3 separate regions of the Homo sapiens genome follow, and regions 1 and 3 are each linked to region 2. The links are chromatin contacts, found by Hi-C or POLR2A ChIA-PET in ENCODE. All regions are on one chromosome and are shown on one strand. Each heading gives the region's core, a stretch centred on a gene start or an enhancer-like site at or near the end of the contact. The rest is flanking DNA. Distances are from core to core; before and after follow the strand shown. Region 1 has its middle 36 kb from the start of PEMT. Region 2 holds the start of COPS3 (COP9 signalosome subunit 3). Region 3 holds the start of RAI1-AS1 (RAI1 antisense RNA 1).

What was found. A loop is a pair of places that touch in the nucleus more often than their neighbours do. ChIA-PET counts read pairs that join two places held with the same protein, here RNA polymerase II (POLR2A). Pooled maps may share reads with other maps.
Region 1: a loop to region 2 is called in a pooled map, with 4 times the contacts of the local background. The contact joins the enhancer-like site here to the promoter of COPS3 in region 2. A Hi-C loop is called at or near these places in 2 of 50 pooled maps. POLR2A ChIA-PET finds 5 or more read pairs at or near these places in 2 of 52 experiments (MCF 10A and activated CD4-positive, alpha-beta T cell).
Region 3: a loop to region 2 is called in a pooled map, with 3 times the contacts of the local background. The contact joins the promoter of RAI1-AS1 here to the promoter of COPS3 in region 2. A Hi-C loop is called at or near these places in 3 of 37 single-sample maps with no recorded cell type and 11 of 50 pooled maps. POLR2A ChIA-PET finds 5 or more read pairs at or near these places in 2 of 52 experiments (RWPE1 and activated CD4-positive, alpha-beta T cell).

Annotation. Positions count from the first base shown.
Region 1 is chr17:17,625,330-17,630,043 of GRCh38, reverse strand. No RefSeq gene overlaps it. Among named protein-coding and RNA genes, the nearest start is that of PEMT, 36 kb to the right of the region's middle. RefSeq lists enhancers at 1,261-1,420, 2,514-3,419, 3,420-4,325. Within about 2 kb of position 1,328, at least 5 of the 41 ENCODE cell types and tissues checked have a DNase peak (open chromatin) inside an H3K27ac peak, as active enhancers do.
Region 2 is chr17:17,278,237-17,282,985 of GRCh38, reverse strand. It overlaps COPS3 (COP9 signalosome subunit 3), which reads left to right and starts at 1,740. Exons shown (of 12, transcript NM_003653.4): 1 at 1,740-1,854. The coding sequence starts at 1,800. RefSeq lists enhancers at 1,543-1,642, 2,293-2,352 and a silencer at 1,863-2,102.
Region 3 is chr17:17,763,447-17,768,062 of GRCh38, reverse strand. RAI1-AS1 (RAI1 antisense RNA 1) reads left to right here and starts at 1,761. Exons shown (of 2, transcript NR_130894.1): 1 at 1,761-2,245. All of the region lies in intron 2 of RAI1 (retinoic acid induced 1), which reads right to left. RefSeq lists enhancers at 1,738-1,797, 4,174-4,616.

The DNA of each region.
Region 1 (4,714 bases), core at 79-2,578, 350 kb before region 2:
AAATAAAGCATGGTATAGCCACATAATGGAATATTATTCAGCCATATAAAGGAATAAAGTACTGGCACATGCTACAAAAAACATGTTAAGTAAAAAAAAAAAAAAAAAAAAACCAGGCTGTCAGGCGCGGTGGCTCACGCCTGTAATCTCAGCACTTTGGGAGGCCGAGGGGGAGTGGATCACCTGAGGTCAGGAGTTCAAGACCAGCCAGGCCAACATGGTGAAACTGCGTCTCTACTAAAAATGCAAAAATTTAGCAGGGTGTGGTGGTGCATGCCTGTAATCCCAGCTACTCTGGAGGCTGAGGCAGGAGAATCACTTGAACCCAGGAGGCAGAGGTTGCAGTGAGCCGAGATCGCGCCATTGCACTCCAGCCCGGGCAACAAGAGTGAAACTCTGTCTCAAAAAAAAAAAAAAAAAAAAAAAAAGCCAGGCACAAAAGGTCACTATGTTGTATGACTCCATTTATGTGAAATATGTGGAATAGGTAAGTCTATAGAGACAGAAAGCCAGTTGCTGGTTGCCAAGGAATTGGGGAAGAGGGGAATGCAAAGTGAAGAGATTGCTTAAGAAGGATGGGGTTTCTTTTTGGGATGATGAAGATGTTTTGGAAGAAGGTAGAGGTAATGATTGCATAACGTCGTGAATATACTAAATGCCACTAAACTATACACTTTAAAATGGTTAATCTGGCTGGGCACCGTGGCTGACACCTGTAATCCCAGCACTTTGGGAGGCTGAGGCAGGTAGATCGCTTGAGCCCAGGAGTTCCAGACCAGCTGAGACATCATAGCAAGACCCTGTCTGTACAGAAAATCAAAAAATTAGCTGGGCATGGTGGTGCAACGCCTGTAGACCCAGGTGCTCAGGAGGCTGAGGCTGGAGGATTGCTTGAGCCCAGGAGTTCGACCACTGCACTCCAGCCTGGGTGACAGAGCAAGATCCTGTCTCAAAAAAAAAAAAACAACAAAAAAAACCAGTTAATCTTATTTTATGTAAATGTCACAAACCAAACAACCAACAAAGAATTCATACCTAGCACATTCAAAGAACTCCTGCAGACCAACAAGGAACAAGCAGGAAACACAACAGAAAAATGGCAAAATATATGAGTGAGCAGGGTACAGAGGGGACCTGAGCTGGCTGGTGAGTGTGTGAGAGGATAACCAGAGACATCCAAACCAAAACTCCCACTGGGGCTTCCTTTCTTCCATCGGTCTGGGGCCACCTGGCATGGACGACAACGGCCATTGTGAATGGGGAACATGGGGAAAACAGGCATCACTGCCCGCCTCCCGCCGTGCACCATGCCGCCACCTGCCCCCGGGCAAAAGAGAAAGCGAAAGAAGCAGTAATGATGAGGTGTGGACAGTTTTACTTTGGGCTGAGGGAAATATGGCTGTTTATTATTCTTTCCATCTTTCTGCATTTTAAGATTTTTCTTTTCTTTTCTTTTTTTTTTTTTTGACGGAGTCTTGCTCTGTCGCCCAGGCTGGAGGGCAATGGCGGGATCTTGGCTCACTGCAATCTCTGCCTCCTGGGTTCAAGAGATTCTCCTGCCTCAGCGATCCTCCCGAGTAGCTGGGACTACAGGCACGTGCTACCACGCCTGGCTAATTTTTGTATTGTTTTTTTTTTTTAGTAGAGACGGGGTTTCACCATAATGGCCAGGCTGGTCTTGAACTCCTGACCTCATGATCCGCCTGCCTCTGCCTCCCAAAGTGCTGGGATTACAGGTGTGAGCCACCGCGCCCGGCCAGATTTTTTTCTTTTAAAGAAGAACAGGCCAGGCACAGTGACTCACACTTATAATCCCAGCATTTTGGGAGGCCGAGATGGGAGGATCACTTGAGGCTAAGAGTTCAAGACCAGCCTGGGCATCATAGTGAGACTCCATATCTACAAAAGATTTTTTAAAAATTAGCCAGGTGAGGCCAGGTGTGATGGCTCACAACTGTAATCCCAGCACTTTGGGAGGCTGAGGCGGGTGGATCACGAGGTCAGGAGTTCGAGACCAGCCTGGCCAATATGGTGAAACCCTGTTTCTACTAAAAGTAAAAAAATTAGCTGGGCGTGGTGGCGCACGTCTGTAGTCCCAGCTACTTGGGAGGCTGAGGCAGAAGAATCACTTGAACCTGGGAGTTGGAGGTTGCAGTGAGCCAAGATTGTGCCACTGCATTCCAGGCTGGGCGACAGAGTGAGACTCCATCTCAAAACAAACAAAAAATTAGCCAGGTGAGGCCAGGCATGGTGGCTCATGCCTGTAATCCCAGCATTTTGGGAGGCCGCAGCAGGCAGATCACCTGAGGTCAGGAGTTCGAGACCAGCCTGGCCAACATGGCGAAACCCTGTCTCTACTAAAAATACAAAAAAATTAGCCAGACGTGGTGGCGGGTGCCTGTAATCCCAGCTACTTGGGAGGCTGAGGCAGGAGAATCACTTGAACCCGGGAAGTGGAGGTTGTAGTGAGCCGGGACATCATGCCATTGCACTCCAGCCTGGGCAACAGAGCAAGATTCCGTCTCAAAAAATAATAACAATAATAATATTATAATAATTAGCCAGGTGCGGTGGTCACATCTGCAGCCCTAGCTACTTGAGAGGCTAAGGTAGGAGTATCTCTTGAGCCTATGAGTTGGAGGCTACAGTGAGCCATGATTGCACCACTGCACTCCAGCTTAGGAGACAGAACGAGACCTTGTCTCAAAAAAAAAAAAAAGAACAACAAAAGAGTCAGTTAGACTTTCTGGCTCAGGATGAGCATTTAGGGGACCGTGGAAGCGGTTAGGATTCCAGGTGTGCCTGTGTGTGCTCAGTTATTCAGTGCATTGAGTGAGGGCTCTGGCCTGGGCATGGTGCAAGAGTCAGAGCTTTCAGCATGAGAGAAGCTGACGCTGGTGAGAGCATCCCAGCCCTTGTTCCTGGACGGGGGTGGGGGTGAGAACAGGGCTTACTGCAGGGACCCAAGCCAGGATGTGCGGGGGGCGGGCTCAGCAGGGAGGAGCCTGAGGAAGGGACCCCAGGGCCCAGCAAAGACCAAGGCTGGGAGGGCAGGAACAGTGGGGACTTTTCAGAGAACAGCAACTGCCACGCCGCCGCCAGCTTCTCCGGCAATGCCCTGGGACTGTAGTGGGATTATCATTTATAACTGACAGATGAGGAGACTGAGACCCAGACTCACAGAGTTAAAGGGACAAAACCAAAGACATGCGTTACCTGGCAGCCACCGGCTGGGTGAGGTCCTCTCCCTGTCCGGACCTCAGTTTCCCCATTTGCACCACAGGGGACCTGGACTGGATTCCTGGGGTCCTTTCAACTCCAAGGCTGCCCAGCTCACCCAGCTCAATGCGTTACACCTGCGAGGGGACCACGATCTGGCTTGGGTGGGGCCTTTCCTCCCGGGAGCACAGGCAGTTGCAGGGGAACTTCCCAGCTCCCGAAGCCTCCTCGCAGCCAAATGGGAAGTTGTTTCCCATGTCTAAATACCCAGTAGATGTGTCACTCTTGAGGGTTCACCCGTACCCCAGCCCTGACTGGCAATCCCCCGAATGGGGCATCCCTGTCCAATAGGACTCCCAGCCCCCGCCCGATCCCAGGATGAGAGGCGAAACTTGAGGCAGCCCACAGCATTGCTGCCATTGATTTGGGAGAACAAAAGATCTGAGGCTCTGGCGGTGGAAATGCAGGCAGAGTGCAAGATCACCTGCAGGGCCTCTCTGCCCTGCCGGAGTGGCCTTCAAATCATCACAGCGGGTGGCTTGGCAAAGGCGGGTGAGGGAGGTGGTGCGAGGCCTACGGAAGTGCTGGGGCCTCTGTGAAGCTGGGTGCTCCAGGCTTCCTGTCCTGTCTGAGAGAACCGGGAGGATGGCTCCTCTGCCTCCTGCAGCCCTCAAATCCCTGTTTCCTCATCTGCGCCAGAAAAGCACCATGGGGTAAGCCAGAGTGAAGAGGGAGGCAGGGCAGGGGTGGCACTGCCTCCCACCATCAAAGGCCACCTGCTTGGCGGCTGGACTTCTCTGGGTGATGAAAATATGACTGTTTATTATTATATCCTTTTTTTTTTTTTGCATTTTAGATATTGTTCTTAAAAAAAAAAGGAATAAAAGAATCAGTGAGACATGGTGGCCTAGGATGGGTATTTAGAGAAGGATTTGAAACCTGATTAGGGCCAGTGCAGTGGCTCACACCTGTAATCCCAGCACTTTGGGAGGCTGAGGCAGGTGGATCACCTGAGGTCAGGAGTTTGAGACCAGCCTGGCTAACATGATGAAACCCCGTCTACTAAAAATACAAAAAATTAGCCGGATGTTGTGGCAAGTGCCTGTAATCCCAGCTACTCGGGAGGCTGAGGCAGGAGAATCACTTGAACCCGGGAAGTGGAGGTTGCACTGAGCTGAGATCATCGCGCCATTGCACTCCAGCCTGGGCAACAAGAGTGGAAACTCCATCTCAAAAAAAAAAAGAAAAAAAATGAAACTTTGTTTGGAGTGTGTATGTGTGTGTGTGTGTGTGTGAATATGTGAGTGGGTGTAAGTTTCTCCCCTCATCTCCCTAAGGATGGGCCAGGGACTCTATACATGCCCCTCTGTCCCTTCCAGCAGCCCTGAGAGGTCAGCCTTCTAGTTCCCACTTAGCAGAGGAAAAAGCAGAGGCTGAGAGAGGTAAAGTGACTTGCCCAAAGTCCTACAGTCAGCCAGCCAGTGGCACCGCTGAG
Region 2 (4,749 bases), core at 491-2,990:
GTAGTTGGGACTACAGGTACCCATCACCAAGCCCAGCTAATTTTTGTAGTATTTTTAGTAGAGATGGCTTTTCACCATGTTGGCCAGGCTGGTGTCCAACCCCTGACCTCAAGTGATCCACTTGCTTCAGTCTCCCAAAGTGCTGGATTACAAGCGTGAGAGACTGCACCAGGCCCCAAGACTGTTTTTACTACCACTGTATTTCTAGTGCCTGGTACAACACATTGTAAGTGTCAGTAAACATATGTTGGATAAAATTTTAAAATGCATGTTTATTTTCTCAGTCCCTACTATGCAGCAAATCCTATGCTGGGCCCTAAAGGGGAACCAAGGTTAGTAAGAGAAATGCTTGACCTTAAGGAACTCCATGCCAGTTAGAAGCAATGGATCCGTAAACCAAAAGTATCTGAGACCAGTCTCAATCGAGAAAGTTTATATTGCCAAGGTGAAGGATGCGATGATAACACGGCCTCAGGAGCTCCTCAGGACATGTGCCCAAGGTGCGGGTACAGTTTGGTTTTATACATTTTAGGGAGACATGAGTCATCGATCAATACATGTAAGATGTACGTTGGTTAGGATCGGAAAGACGGGCTAACTCGGGGCAGTGGGGGGCTTCTACCTTATAGGTAGACTTAAAGATTTTTTGATTGGTAATTGGTTGAAAGAGTTATTATCTAAAGACCTGGAAGTAAATAGAAAGAAATATCTGGGTTATGATTATAAGGGGTTGTGGAGACCAAGGTTTTATCATGCAGATGAGGCTTCCAGGTAGCCTGCTATTCAGACAGAATAGATTGTAAATATTTCTTATCAGTCTTGAGTCTACCAGTCTTAAGGTCTCTGTGTTGATGTTTGTGAGGCATGTCTGACTACCACTTCCCATCATGGCCTGAACTAGTTTTTCAGGATAAATTGGAATGTCCTTGGCTTCAGATAGGGTCCACCAGTCAGTTGGGGGGCTTAGACTTTTATTTTTGGTTTACAGATATCACATGGACTATAGAGACACATTTCTGTAACAGAGTAGAAGTGCAACATGAGAAGAACAAAGTGCTTTAGGCGACAAGCGGAGGAGGGAGACATCAATCCCAGATGGGAAAAATCAATTCACTTTCTGTGTGTGGTGTTACTTATTTATTTATTTTTTGCAGGGAAGGGATCGATTCATTCAACGTACACCTTGAATGAATAACTATAGTTCTCCCTACGTCCTATGCACTGTCCTAAGTGTTTTACGTGGTTAAGGACACTAAGATTTTACAGATGGGGAAAACAATGCACACGACAGTCAAGTGACCCGCTCAACGTCACACAGCTACTAAGTGGTAGAAAAGGCAGTTGAACCCAGGCTGCTTGGCTCCAGAGTCTAATATCACGGGGAAAACCTCACGGGAGACGTGGCAACGAAGTTGTGCTTCATTGAAGTATCTGTCCAGGTGGAAAACCGCAGGGCCTCTCTAGCAAAATCCAGAACCAGAAAATACTTGCTTAATTATGAGTTTCCTTCCTTCTTTTGCCCACTATCCCCATTTAACCTGCGGAGGGATTTCAGAAGTGCAGTGAATAAAGATGCAGGGGACTATGGAACACTAATTTCCGGCTACGGCGAATTCAGGCTGTTTCCATGGAAACAGTAACGGGTGGGCAGCTAGGTATAGTCTCGCGGTGCTTGAACCAGCGGAAGTGACGTCGCCGCTCGCGAGGACCTCAGGTGGATCGCCGCGGCCCCTCCTCCCAGAGCGGCAGCCTTTTCCCGCGCGTGCTGCCTTCGCCGCTCGGGCCGCCCGGGGGAAAACATGGCGTCTGCCCTGGAGCAGTTCGTGAACAGTGTCCGACAGCTCTCAGCTCAAGGTAACGCCCTAGGCCGCCGGGCTGGGCATGGGCGGGTACCGGGAACTGGCCTGGATCCCCAGGCGCCAGCACGGACGGCTGGAACAGCCCTTTTAGTCCTGAGACTCTTCTCCGGGGCCGGGCTTGGGGTTGCGGCGTTTAGATCAGGGCAGGATCGAGCGCGGCCGAGTGTAGGCAGCCCCCTCGCGCTCCGCTGTCCTCGCCGGCCGGCCTCCCCTCCCTCGGGCCGCCGGGAGCCCCCTCCCCCCGGCCTGGGCCCCTTCCACCGGGCGCTTTGCTTGACAGTTTGGGGGCGTGACTTCCGCCAGGAGCCATCTCGGGCGACTATTGGTTCCTTCTGTCTCTCTTGCCTTCGGTGATTGGCGCACCGCCATGTCATCTTTGCCGCCGATCCGCAGCTTGCTGACTAGGCCGCCGGGAGCGGGCGGGAGGCGAGTCCGTTCTGGGTGTCTTGGCTCTATGGCTCGCCTCTGCCAGCTCCTCCGCTGCCAGGCGGCGCACGCTCGGGAACCTGTGCGCCTATTTTGGTCCTACAGAATGCTGCGGAAGCTCTCGCTCGTAGGACTCCATTTCTTCTTCTTTGTTTTTTTTTAGCCGAGGCTGGAGTGCAGTGGCGCGATCTCGGCTCACTGCAACCTCAGCCTCCCGGCTTCAAGCGATTCTCCTGTCTCAGCCTCCCGAGTAGCTGAGATTACAGGCGCCCGCCAGCTCACACGGCTTTTTTTTTTTTTGAGACGGAGTCTCACTGTCTCCCAGGCTGGAGTGCAGTGGCGCGGTCTCGGCTCACCTCAACCTTCGCCTTCGAGGTTCAAGCGATTCTCCTGTCTCAGCCTCCCGAGTAGCTGGGATTACAGGCGCCTGCCCGGCTAATTTTTGTATTTTTAGTAGAGACAGGGTTTCACCATGTTGGCCTGGCTGGTCTCGAACCTTGATCTCAGGTGATCCACTGGCCTCGGCCTCCCAAAGTGCTGGGATTACAGGCATGAGCCACCGCGGCCAGCCCACGCGGCTAATTTTTTCGTATTTTTAATAGAGATGGGGTTTTTACCATGTTGGCCAAGCTGGTTTCGAACTCCTCACCTGAAGTGATCCGCCCACCTCGGCCTCCCAAAGTGCTAGGATTACAGGCGTGAGCCACTGCGCCCGGCCAGGACTCCATTTCTAGGGGTAGAATTGTGATGATTTTACTCGCACTTTCCAGGTTGTTTGGTTCATTCATTGCGTATGAATGTACCGAATTCTGGACCTGAAATTCGAATGATTAGATGCTGGCTGTGAAGGCCCTTTTAACTATCCCGTGCTTCAGTTTCTTCGTCTGCAAAATAAGTCCCTAGTTTATGTAGAGTTGTGAAGATTCAATGAGAGAAACCATGTAAAAGCAGTTGGAACAGTGCCTGTCATAAGGGGTGCAATAAATATAGCTGCAAATTATTGTTACCGTCATTAATTGCAAAGTTCTAGGAGCTGCTTGACCTTGGACAAATAACCTTTAATCTCTGAGTCTTTTGCATCTCCATTGTAAAAATGGAGGGGTGCTTTTACCTCACTGGTGTAAGACAAATGGTCTGATATGGAGCTGCACTTAATAAGAATTCTTCCTCTTTTTCCTTTTTATTAATAGAAATGAGGTTCACAGGGAAGGCACAGGCTTGCCTTTTCTATGAATAAAGGAACCACTGGTTTGTTAATTTATTCGACAAATACTTAGTGTTCTCCTTCCTGGGGTGTAGTGTAGTTAGAAGCTTCAGGTTGAAATCCTGTCGCGGTCACTTCTTGGGTGAACCACTTAATTTCCCTGGGCCAATTTTCTTAATTACAAAACAGAACTAGGGCTGTTGTGGTCTTCAGGTTATAGGATGCTATAGGAACAGTCTGCTAGACAGAGATAAATATGGTAACTTTCATTGCTGTCGGCTACTGTGCCTCACACTCACTGGATAGGAAATCTTTGAGTTTCAGGCCAGGCGCAGTGGCTCACTCCTGTAATTCCAGCACTTTGGGAGGCCGAGGCGGGCGGATCATCTGAGGTCAGGAGTTCAAGACCACCCTGGCCAACATGGTGAAACCCTGTCTCTACTAAAAATGCAAAATTAGCCAGGCATGGTGGCGGGCGCCTGTAATCTCAGCTACTCGGGAGGCTGAGGCAGGAGAATGGCATGAACCTGGGAGGTGGAGCTTGCAGTGAGCCAAGATCGCGCCACTGCCCTCCAGTCTGGGTGACAGAGCAAGACTCCGTCTCAAAAAAAAAAAAAAGAAAAAAAAGAATTTTATTGGCCACATCTCTGGTTACACTGATTTCAAATGCACTCTGTGACACTTAAACTTTTTTTTTTTACTCTGCCCTTGGCCCTGCACTAATTAATTATCTGGTGATTTCATAGTGACCCAGCTTTTATTTCAGTCTCAACTGGGCACTGATTGTTAACTAGTAGAGAACTAATGGATTGCAATGCTTATTTCTGGGTGTTACAAATTATTGTTAATATATTTAGAGTAATGGTTTACAAAGGCAAATTATTCAACTAGAAGTTACTTCATACCTACCAGTGAGATCTGTAATACAATGATGATGAGTTGGTATTTCCCAGTTAAATCTGTGTGATCTCAAGAGGTGACACCTAATAAGATCACAGCTGTTTTATTCTTGTTTTGTAATGCATGTATAATAATGATACATTTCCTTTGCTTTCAGTAAAATGTATCAAATTGAAAAGTGTTAAATTATCAAAAGTACCTAGCTATAGTCACTTGTATTTTAAGCATTATACTATGTTGTATTCTTTTAGTAAGGAAAAGATTATGCAGTTGCTCTGTAGAAATAGAGAAGTTGGAAACTTGAGGTTAATGCCCATGGACTTAAATATATCCTCACTGTTACCAGAAAGACAGAGTGTG
Region 3 (4,616 bases), core at 512-3,011, 490 kb before region 2:
ACTGAGCACTTATTATATGCTAAGAGTTCCACTTACATTAAGCCAATGAACCATCACAACCACCCGGTTCTGGAGCTTAAGAGATAGGGGTTCAGAGAGGCAAAGTCATTTGCCCAGGATCACGAGATGGGAAAGTGCTCAAGGCTGGAGTGAGCCCACGTTTCTGAGCTTACCGGCTCAACTACGTACTTGGTGGCAGTGCCAGCCCTGTGCCCACCCTGCCACAAACATCACCAGGCCCACCTGTGAGTAGCAAGGCTGGAATAACAAGGCCACCATTGCAAGGAAAACACTGAGACTCTTGGCGGGAGCCTGAGAAATGTCCTTCAGTCTCTCCCTGCAGAGAGGCAAAGGCTGAGGCTTAGGGAGGGCGATGACCCCTGAAGGATCACAGCACACAGCAAGCCTTCCAAACCCCAGTCCCCACAGCCCAGCTTCCAAAGACATTTTTTTTCTGACCTGCCAAATGCTCATGATCTGAAGCACAATGGAAAAGGCAGGATGCAAAAGCAGGCATTCAACACAATCCCAATTTTCTTAAACAAACTGGGTGGAAATGCACGAAAGTACTAACATCAGTGTGTTCTCAGCAGAGGGGCTGGAGCTGACTTCATTTTCTTCTTTACATTCTTTAGTATCTTTTTTTTTTTTTCAGCGAGTTTTTTTAAAAAGACCAACAGCTCTGAGTTTTCTAGAATGAATGGGAACAGGAATTTGTAGAACCAAATTCTGGTTAATGGAGAGTTGCCATAGATACGGTGTGGGGATTACACATTCCCCAAGATCCAGAGCATAACACAATAATTCTGGGCCTGCTGTGGCCTAGGCCTCTCTTCCCTTCTTTGTTGAGGATTCAGTAGGCTCCTCAGGCCCCGGGGTCCTCCCTGGGACATTTCCACCTGGCTCGTTGGGGAAGTCAGTGCTCTGGACGGTGTGCACCCCAGCAAAGGGCTGTGGGGGGTTCCTGGAGCTGGGAGTTGACTGGGCCAGGGCTCATTGGGAAGCATGTCCATGTGTGTGCTATGCCCTCCTGCCCAGTCTCCACTCTGGCCCTCACTGGTCCCTGCCCCACTCCGCCCTCCCCTCCCATCTGAGACCTCCCTCAGACTCACACCACCCCACCCTCTCCTGCTCGCAACCCATGGGCTTCCAAAGCCACAAGACCAGATTCCTGCCCTCCCCTGAGCTGGCCCCTGCCACCATCTATCTCCAGCACCCGCAGTGCTCTCCCAGGCCTCAGAGACAGTGGCTCCTTTCCTGCCTCCACACCTTTGCTGTCTGCTGCCTGGAGCACCGATTCCTGTGCCAGGCTGTGGCCATCACATGGGGCCTAACAGTGCCGCCGCCTGTGCGCCTGCCTGTCATCCCCAGCAAACCCTACCACGCTGCCTGCTGGGGTCCCCGCCCTGGGCCTCGCACAGTGCAGTGCTGGGGAATCCATCAGCAGTGCTCTCCGCCTGCCTTGGAGGTGGGGCTGGGTTGAGGCCCCAGCACGCCCCAGTGCTGACGCCCAGAGTTCGGCAGACAGAGCAGAGCCACCTCCTGCCCAGAGAGCACCCTGGGTCTCTGGCCTGAGAAGAGCTTACAGCTCCTTAATAGAAGCAGGCCTCGGACGCGCCTGAGTGACACCACGCCTGGCTGAGAGGTGGTGGCTCGCATCAAAGCCTCATTTTTCTTCTTCCTGTTAGGCGCTGAAACAATTTACATAGAGCGCCCCACATGTGTCTGCGACAAAGATGCATCTTTCTCATAACTGGCAGGCATCCTCCCTCGGCTTCCCAGACACCCCCATCAATGCCTGGCCCCCTTCCTTAGGAGTGGGGGTCTCAGAGACATGAGGCTTGGGGAGGCCAGCCAAAGTAACAACTAGGCCATATGTTTCTTAAAAACAAAACCCAACAGCCCTTAAGGGCTTGGGGGTGGGGAATGCATCCTGCAGGACCAGGACAGCTGCACGGGACACTACAATGTGAGTTCACAAGAAGGCCGCCTGGCTGCTCAGGGGCTGGCCTGGGCACCTCGGAACCAGGCCTGGACCCCAGGTCTTCCCTGTGATGAATCCAAGTTCAAAGGCACCAGCTCCAGCACCTACCGCTCAGGCTGGGAGGCTCCAGGGGCAGCTCCCAAGAAGCCCTGTCTTCTAGAACCAGAGCCTGAAGCCCCACCATTCTCCTGGCTTCATTCCAGGCAAAGGATTACCCATGCTTGGCTTCTAAGAAATGCCACACCCCAAGAGGGTAACAGGGTAAGTCTTACCACCCCTGTGAGCGATCAGCACTGGGGCCCTTCATCCTGTGTGTCCAAGAGTGGGGAACAGAGGCAGGCTGAACCCCAGCCCGAGGCCCCAGGGCAAGTGGTCCCCTCCCCTGACTTAAAAGATGGGCCGTCTTCCCTCTTGTGAAACGGGTGACTTGCAGGGAGATTCCTCACACGTGTACCTGGTGGAAGTGAGTTCAGTGCATTCAAATATTATACAACTATTCTTGCCTGTGTACTAGAATGTGCTATAACACCACCGTGTGACTCACACAGTAAGGCCTACGTCTTGCCGTTTGGGGCTGCACACTCAGCCTCATGTGTCTGGGCCTTGCTTTACACGATTTTCATCTTGTGTGTACAATACAGACCCCCAAGTCGCCTGGAAGACAAGTCCACGCTGGGGATGTTTCTGGATTCTGAGGTGGAGGAGCCCTAGGGCTGGGCCCACATACCTTCCCCTCCACCTCCTGCCTGGACTGTACCTCGGTCTCTTCTGTGTGTCCAGTAGAGGCTTCTTAAATGCAAATGAGACCATGGCAGTTCCACTTCCAAGGCACACATTGAATGGGAACTCCACATACAGGAACCAAACAATGTGTTGGAGAATGTTCACGGCAGGTATATTCACAAGATCCTCCAACTATTTTAGTTTTCAAAAAAATGTTTGAGAGATGAGGTCTTGCTATGTTGCCTGGGCTGGTCTCAAACTCTCCTCCCGTCTCAGCCTCCCAAAGTGCTGGGAATACAGGCGCAAGCCACCGAAGATCCTCCGATTATAAACAATCCAAGTGTTCATCAAAAGTAGGAGGGAGAAATAAGCTGTGGCATATGCACACAATAGAATACTACACAATAATGAAAAACCACTGCCACACACAGCACAGATAGGTCTCATAAATAGTAAAAGAAGAGGAGGCCAGGCGCGGTGGCTCATGCCTATAATCCCAGCACTTTGGGAGGCCGAGGTAAGCAGATAGCTTGAGGCCAGGAGTTCAGGACCAGCCTGGCCAACATGGCAAAACCCTAAAAATACAAAAATTAGTTAGGCGTGGTGGCAGGCACCTGTAATCCCAGCTACTTGGGAGGCCGAGGTAAGCAGATATCTTGAGGCCAGGAGTTCAGGACCAGCCTGGCCAACATGGCAAAACCCTAAAAATACAAAAATTAGTTAGGCGTGGTGGCAGGCACCTGTAATCCCAGCTACTTGTGAGGCCGAGGCACGAGAATTGCTTGAACTCGGGAGACGGAGGTTGTAGTGAGGCGAGATCGCACCACTGCACTCCAGCCTGGGTGACAGAGCAAGATTTTGTCTCAAAAAAAAAAAAAAAAAAGAGGAAAAGAAGTTGGACAGAAAAGGTTTCATGTCTGTGAAACTCAAAGGCAGACAAAAGTACTCTTGGGCAGGAAATGCCTGATGAGGGGGATAAGGGACATCTGGGGGCTGGTGATGTTCTTTTTCTTGATCTGAACTTCAGTTATACCCGAGTGTGTTTGGTTTGCAGAAATTCATCAGCTGTCCACCTATGATTCGTGCTCTTCTCTGTATGCAAGTCAATAAAAAGTTAAAAAGTAAAACTAAATGAGGCTGCAGCCTACTCTACTCAATCCCTCCCAAGGCTCCTCACCTTGCTCAGGGTAAAGTGCTGAACCTTCTTGGTCTTTGTGGTCAGTGTCGGCACCACCACCAAATATTTCCTGTCCTCCTCAGCCAAAGGCAGCAAGCGTGTCACTAGCCCATAAAGATGTCCGGAGGATGGCCATGTGGCCCACTTTGCAGTGAAATTCAAGTGGAAGTGCCACATGCTGCTTTAGGAAGCTCCATGCATCTGTACACCTGTCTCTCTCCCTCTGTGCCACGAAAATAGCCCTAATGGCTGTTGTTCTGTCTGCCCAGGTCCTGAGTGACATCAGTGAGCAGTTTCCCAGCTGTCTGGTCAGAGACCTGGCATGAGTGAGGGTCAAACCCTGTTTGAAGGGGCTGATATTTGGGGATATTTGTTATGCAGCACGCCCAGCCTATCTTGAGGAGTACAACCAGGCATTCTAGGCTTTTTGTGGCCTGGACCCTCCCAACCTCTCTGGCTTTGTGAAACAGAAACATTCTGACTATGAGTCCCGTGGATTCTACACTCCAGGCATGCTGGGATCTCACAGCTTTTCAAATGCACCAGGTTCTTTTATGACCTGGGCCCCCGTACCTGTGCCCAGCACACTTCTCCCTGCCTGCCTTCCAGGCAGACTGCTTTTGCTCCTTGGCCACTCCGGCAGAGTGGGCTGGCCCCGTCTTTTGGCTCCCAGGGTCCCTCGGTGCCCCCTCTGCCCCAGCACAGCTCACCCCTCTTGCTGCTGCCAGCAGC